Linked DNA regions of Homo sapiens: region 2 is linked to region 1. The links are chromatin contacts, found by Hi-C or POLR2A ChIA-PET in ENCODE. All regions are on one chromosome and are shown on one strand. The core of a region is the stretch at or near the end of the contact, and the rest is flanking DNA. Distances in the headings are between cores, read along the strand shown.

The links. Hi-C counts contacts between places; a loop is a spot of excess contacts on that map. ChIA-PET counts read pairs that join two places held with the same protein, here RNA polymerase II (POLR2A). Pooled maps may share reads with other maps.
Region 2: a loop to region 1 is called in a map of HepG2, with 21 times the contacts of the local background. The contact joins the promoter of MARF1 here to the enhancer-like site in region 1. A Hi-C loop is called at or near these places in 4 of 168 maps with a recorded cell type or tissue (Calu3, HepG2, gastrocnemius medialis and 1 more) and 9 of 50 pooled maps. POLR2A ChIA-PET finds 5 or more read pairs at or near these places in 10 of 52 experiments (A549, GM10248, GM12878 and 6 more).

Annotation. Positions count from the first base shown.
Region 1 is chr16:15,549,396-15,552,839 of GRCh38, reverse strand. All of the region lies in intron 2 of MPV17L-BMERB1 (MPV17L-BMERB1 readthrough), which reads right to left. All of the region lies in intron 2 of BMERB1 (bMERB domain containing 1), which reads right to left. Among named protein-coding and RNA genes, the nearest start is that of MIR6506, 60 kb to the left of the region's middle. Within about 2 kb of position 1,864, at least 4 of the 41 ENCODE cell types and tissues checked have a DNase peak (open chromatin) inside an H3K27ac peak, as active enhancers do; they include HCT116 and gastrocnemius medialis, where a contact is called at or near this core.
Region 2 is chr16:15,641,356-15,644,799 of GRCh38, reverse strand. MARF1 (meiosis regulator and mRNA stability factor 1) reads left to right here and starts at 1,646. Exons shown (of 27, transcript NM_014647.4): 1 at 1,646-1,782. It overlaps MIR484 (microRNA 484), which reads right to left and starts at 1,506; the gene lies at 1,428-1,506. It also overlaps a transcript of NDE1 not described here.

The sequences.
Region 1 (3,444 bases), core at 615-3,114:
TCAATGCCCAGAGAGGTGAATGCTGTTCACCAATTCACTGACTCATCCAGAAAACAGTTCTTGAGCGCCTACTACGTGTCAGCCCTCCTGATCTATTTTCACTTTCAAGAGACATTGAGACATAGGCCAGCTACCAAGGCCATGTGGCGAGACAGCAGGGCTCTTCCCACCCCACTGCTTCGACTGAGACCAGAGCTTGTTTTCTTCTCTGGGCTCTGGCAGGGAACTGGGCCGTGCCCAGTGCATGCAAGGTTGGCCAACAGATTTCCTGCACCTGCTCACTGATGCTACCTGGCAGTTTCTGGGACCGCACTTAGCCCTCTGCACATCCTTCACTCCTTTGAAGGAGACAGTAAGTGTTGTGAGTTCATTTCTTCTTCTTCTTCTTCTTTTTTTTTTTGAGATGGAGTCTCGTTCTGTCGCCCAGGCCGGAGTGCAGTGGTGCAATCTCAGCTCACTGCAACCTCTGCCTCCCAGGTTCAAGCAATCCTCGTGCCTCAGCCTCCTGAGTAGCTGGGATTACAGGGGCACACCACCATACCCTGCTAATTTTTGTATTTTCAGTAGAGACGGGGTTTCACCATGTTGACGAGGCTGGTCTTGAACTCCTGACCTCAAGTGATCCACCCACCTCGGCCTCCCAAAGTGCTGGGATTACAGGTGTGAGCCACCGCGTCCACTTGTTATTTTTGATTTTTTTTCCCCCAGACTCTTACCAGTGCCTAGAATGAGACACATAGTCCTTCCCTTGGAGGGCCCAGCGAGCTGTGAAGTGGATAGAAGACTGGCCCTTGGTGTCCCTAACCCTACCCCTAAGGCCTTTGGCTAAGCTGGCCCAGAATAATTAAAGATGTGAACAGAGATTAAGCTCCAGGTGGGCACAGCAGCTCCTGCCTGTTATCCCAGAACTAAGGGAGGCCGAGGCAGGAGGATCGCTTGAGTGCAGGAGTTCAAGAGAGCTGCTGGTTTTAAATGTGGCACTTCCTACACTCATTTTCTCTTGTGCTGTCTCTCTCCTGCCGCCACGTAAGACGTGCTTGCTTTCCCTTCGCCGTCTGCCATGACTGCAAGTTTCCTGAGGCCTCCCCAGCCATGCAGAACTGTGAGTCAATTAAACTTCTTTCCTTTATAAATGACCCAGTCTCGGGTAGTATCTTTACAGCAGTGTCAGAACAGACTGGTACACAGCCCATGTGCATCCCTGTGTAAAGCCTGGCCCCAAGGAGTTCTCTTGAACTCCTGCACTCAAGCCTTTGCCCAACTCCTCCCTCAGCTCAGAAATCTTTGTCTCAAACTAAGTGCTCTGCAGCTTCACTAATCCCTTCTCCTTCTGGAATCTTCCTGATGCCCTCAGCTACATCAGGTCCTCTTCCTTCCTGCAGCCATAGCCCCCTTGTTATCCCATTGACATCTAGGCATTCCAGAACCATCTAGGCATTTGTGTTTCTGCCTCAACAGACTGCACCTCCTTTAAGGGACTTTGCCTTTTTCCTTCATGGTTCTAGCACACCACCCCGTCCCTGATACATTGCAGTAAATACACAAGGAAGGAAGGAAGGCTGGCAGGCATGGAGGGTACACACAGTACTGCATTTTGTTGAAACAAGGCCTAAAGACTGCAGGTGCAGGTGGAAAAATTTCAAGTCTCATGATAGACACCACGAGGGCAATCGCATCTATCAAAGGCGGTGAGTCAGCCCTGGAGAAATCCAATTAAACATCCGTCATTCGAGTGATACTGCTTTGCATTCTGCTATCAATACCGTTTCTATTCTGAGCTGGCTCAGCATCTGGGCTCTCTTGTGCCTTCCACTCTCAGTCACCTGCTGCGAGTTCCTGCCACTGTGTGGCGTCCTCTCCCCCAAATCCACCCTCTCCACTCCCAAGTCCATCCCTCCTCTCAAGCTGATGCCAACAAAAGCTGATTTGTATCCAGCCCAATCTCATTGAATCCTCATCATCTGTAGGGTGGTATTCTTATTCTCCACTTTACAGAACTCTCAGAGAGGTTAAGTAAATCGCCCGAGATCAGACAGCTTGCAAGATTTGAAAGAAGACAGTCTAACTCCAGAGCCCTGACAATTGCCACTACAACAGACTGCCTACGCATGTCACCCAGATATACCAGGCTGTCATCTTCTGTTCCCATACCCCCTTACTTTATCCCGTTCTTTCAGTCAGGAGCCTTCTAAAATGCTTTCAGGCCGGGCGCGGTGGCTCATGCCTGTAATCCCAGCACTTTGGGAGGCTGAGGCAGGCAGATCACTTGAGCTCAGGAGTTTGAGATCAGCCTGGGCAATACGGTGAAACCCCGTCTCTACTTAAAAAAAAAAAAAAAAATTAGCCAGGCATGGTGGTGGGCACCTGTAGTCCCAGCAACTTGCGGGGCTGAGGTGGGAGGATCGCTTGAACCTGGGAGGCAGAGGTTGCAGTGAGCTGAGATTGTGCCACTGCACTCTGGCCTGGGTGACAGAGTGAGACTTTCACCAGTGGCAGTTCCAAGGAGTGGGCTTTCTTAGGGATGGCAGGGAATGGTTTCAGTCCCACCTCGTAATTTCCATTAGCCTTCAAACCACCTCAACATTTAAAAAGTGCTTTTGGGCCGGGCGCGGTGGCTCACACCTGTAATCCCAGCACTTCGGGAGGCCGAGGCGGGGTGGATCACGAGGTCAGGAGATAGAGACCATCCTGGCTAACACAGTGAAACCCTGTCTCTACTAAAAAACACAAAAAATGGTGGTAGGTGCTTGTAGTCCCAGCTACTCGGGAAGCTGAGGCAGGAGCATGGCGTGAACCCGGGAGGTGGAGCTTGCAGTGAGCCGAGATGGCACCACTGCACTCCAGCCTGGGCGACAGAGCAAGACTGCATCTCAAAAAAAAAAACGTGCTTTTGAAATGGGAAATATCAGGTAGGATAGAAGCAATAAGAGAAAATGAAATAAAGAAATGGGAAATAGACATTTTTCCCAATTTTGTGGAAAGTGTAAGAAAAAAACTTGATAGAAACTATGCAATTTTAATTAATTTGTACGACACAAATCTCACTAAAAACCATGGACTCCCTACTGCGAAGGCAGCTCTAAGGTAAGTCCCCTGATTGTTTCATGTGACCAACTGGCTGGCCCTAAGCCCCTCCTGTTTAGGAATTTTTTTTTTTTTTTTTAGACAATGTCTCACTCTGTCGCCAGGATGGAGTGCAGTGGCGTGATCTCAGCTCACTGCAACCTCCGCCTCCTGGGTTCAAGGAATTCTCCTGCCTCAGCCTCCTGAGTAGCTGGGACTACAGGCGCCCGCCACCACGCCCAGCTAATATTTGTATTTTTAGTAGAGACAGGGTTTCACCACGTTGGCCAGGATGGACTCCATCTCTTGACCTAGTGATCCGCCTGCCTCTGCCTCCCAAAGTGCTGGGATTACAGGCGTGAGCCACCGCACCCGGCCCTG
Region 2 (3,444 bases), core at 397-2,896, 92 kb before region 1:
TGTTGAAACATACTCAACTGAAATAAAATGGGGAAAAAACACCTCTGAAGAGTAGCGTATTTGTTTGGTACTTTGAAAAAAGCCAAAACGCTAGAAACGGGTTTTTCATCTATTCTAATCTCCACTTGGAAAATACTACCTATACACAGACATAATGAAGATTTTTTTCTTTTTCTTTCTTTTCTAAATAGTGATAGGGTTTCACCGTTTCCCAGTCTAGTCTCAAATTTGTAGGCTCAAGAGATCCTCCCTCCGTAGCCTCTCAAAGTATTGGGAATACAGGCCTGAGCCACTGCGCCCAGCCCACAGTCAAGATTTAGTCAGCAGTAATAAATACCTACGCAGGGAGAGGATGTGTGCTTGTCATCTGCCTTCTGGAAAATTAAATACAGGCACAAAGGATTCTTCAGCTACATGTCTGATCCTGCCCTCCACAATACCCGTCTACAGGGATGTTTACAGGGATGTGTTAATCCCCACGTAATGGGGATTGCCTATTGAAATAACCTCCCAGTAAGGATTTTTTTGGGCAAAATATTCTCGTTTGGCAATTTCGACTTACTGATTCTTTTGCAAAGTCAACTTGTTTCTGGGCAAACTTTAAAAATAAACTCCTAAGGTAGCATTTAGCTAGCAGCTAGCACATCCTAAATCGTGTCTAGATTTAACTTACACAATATGTGCTTTGCTTTTTTCCTAATTTGCAACAGAAAATAGTAATCAGCTGGTAGTTTCAGAAATCACCCTTTTGCTGAGTCTTAAATTTTTTTTTATTCCAGGGAAACGTGAAGATTGTGGGGCGCTATTTTTTTTTTTAAAGCAAACCACACAGCATATCTGGCCACCTAAAACACAAAGTGTTTGAAACTAACCGTAAGATTTCCTTTCTGCTCGCCCAACCTGTCACTGGAAACGCAGTATTCATTTGTAACCAGCTTTGGAGCAGGGCTTTTAAAAATAACGTTTTCTTGCTAAAGTCCCCAAAAATCTCTTGATTCTTGGTGGCAATGTCCAGTTGAGTCTTTGCACACACTGTATTTTTGCCAACTGGGTCGCAACTTTGCGAGAACTCCGGGGGACCTCGTAGGAAGCCAGGTTGGCAGTTATTTTTTTCTCCACTTGCCACTAGGTTGCACTAGATTTAGGATGCTGGGGAATATGCGCCATTTAATTTTTAAAAATAAAGTAGGACCATCACGTGACGAGACCCGAGAGAGGAAAAAAAAAAAGCCGAAGGGACAGGGTTTTTCATTGAAATCCCGTTCAAATCGCCTTCCCTCCAAAGCCTGAAAGAGCTGAATTCTATTAAATCCTGGTTGGCAGGTTTTTTCCTCGGGTCCACGTCACGAGCTCATTCTCCGCTTCAAGGTTCCTTTCGACTCCACAACGTGAAGCCAGGGGGAAGGCCTCCTTAAACTGGGGGTTTTCGCCAAAAAAGCCAGGGTCACCCCCCGGGAAAGTCCCTATTTAGGGGTTTATCGGGAGGGGACTGAGCCTGACGAGGCTGCAGGGCCGCGAGGCCCCGCCCCCCCCGGGGTTCCCAGCATGCCCCGCGCGGACAGGACGCGGCGGCGGAGGCGGGGCGAGGAAGGGGCGGGGCGAAGAGGAGAGAAGGGCGTCGGTTTTGCGACAGGGGCGGTGCGGTGCGGAAGCGGAAGTGAAGGGTGCGCTTGGCGGCGGCGGCGGGAGCTGCGGAGTCGGGAATCAAAACAAAGGGCCTGGGGGGGGCGGGGGGAAGGCGGCGGGGCCGGAATGTGAGCGGAGGTGGAGCCGGCGGCAGAGGTGAGTTTGCAGACAGTCCTGCGACCAGACCCCGGCAGGCTCTGCTCCGAGGCCAGCGGGGCGGGACGGAGGACAGTGTCCCCTCTTTCCCCGCCTATTGCTGGTGGGATGGTGGTGGAGAGGGGAGGTTAGCTAACTGGGACGCGCCAGTTGGGCCCCCCACGAAAGAGTTGGCTTGTCTCCCTTTCGGGTCCATTCACTACTGTCACTGTTGGCGCCGCTGTTCCCCTTCGAGGGCATTTGGCTCCCCGCCCGCCCCTGTCTGACCCCTGGTGGGGCCCTCCAGGAGTGAAGTGCACAGCTGGAAGGTTAAGAGAGAAGGAAAGGGGCGGGTGTTTTTGCAACACACTCCCCCCTCCCCGGCCGTTTTGCATTCTCCTCGGCCTTTTAGCAACACATAGGGTGTAGTCTCAGGGTTGACAATGTCTAGGGCTTCAGCCACTCTCACTAGTAGTTGTAACGCGACCTCGTGATACACCTTTTAGAGTTTCTCAAGCACCTTTCCGGTATTACCAAGAGCTGTCCAATTGCATTTGTGTCTTTTGGACTTCTCTGAGCGGTAAATATTCTTCTCTTTTGCATATCGGTGTATTGAAACCTAAACTGTTTTCCTATTTATTAAGCTTTATTCGTTCAACAGTTATTTATTAAAATATGCCAGGCATTGTACTAAGGACAGGAGTTGGAATAGTGGATAAGAAAACATAGTCTCTGCTGTCATGGAGTTTATAGCCTAATGGGGGAGAAAGATAATAAAATAAGCTAAAAAGGCCGTTTTGGACAGAAGAGCTATGGGGGAGAAAACGGTAATGGGATGGGGTGGTGTGGGGTCAAAGACTAGATTGGGTGCTAAGGAAACAACATTTGCTAAATGTTCCCCGTGGATTACCTCATGTAATCCAAACAACGGCCTTGTAAGGTGGTTTCTATTATTATCACACCCATTTTAGAGATGGGATCTGAGGTTCAGAGAGGTTGTGAGTTGTCCAAAGCTGCACCGCAGTCAAATTGGAGACCAAAATGCAGACAGTCGACAGAGCCTATGCTCTCCTCATTGAATTGGTCAAAAGACTTGAAGAGAGTGACAGAAAGGAGACTGTCGCTCAAGTCAAACAGAACCTGCTTTTGGCTACCTAAGTTGCTTCGTGGATGGTATTTGGGAAGTTTTCAGGGTGCAGGCACCTGAAAGTTTTTACTTTTAATCGCTTGTATTGAGCAGTATTGAAGGCACCTTGATGTAGTGGAAAGGGGTGAACAAGCCTAATCTTGTGTCAGGCTCGCTACAAAACTTCATTAAGTTTCTTTTTCTCTCTCTGCAAAAATGTAGCTAATTTCTCCCCTGTCTATTTCACAGGATTATTGCAAAAATTATATAAGAGGATCCCACCGTCTGGGTTTTTTTCATCATTATATTCCTTGTGCCAAGCACAGGCCTGCTGCATAGTAGATACTAAGTAAATATTTGCTGAATGAAGACATAAGTAATGTTAAGTGAAAATACTTTATAAACTAGATTATACTGTGAATGTTAGCTCACTTTCAGGATTTGGCTTTGAAGAAGTTTGAGAGAATGTTTAAGTTATGAACACTGTGAATATCACAGATTCTTACGATTTTGAGAGGAGTTTTTTGGGGGACATAAAACCTGTATCTAATAGGAAA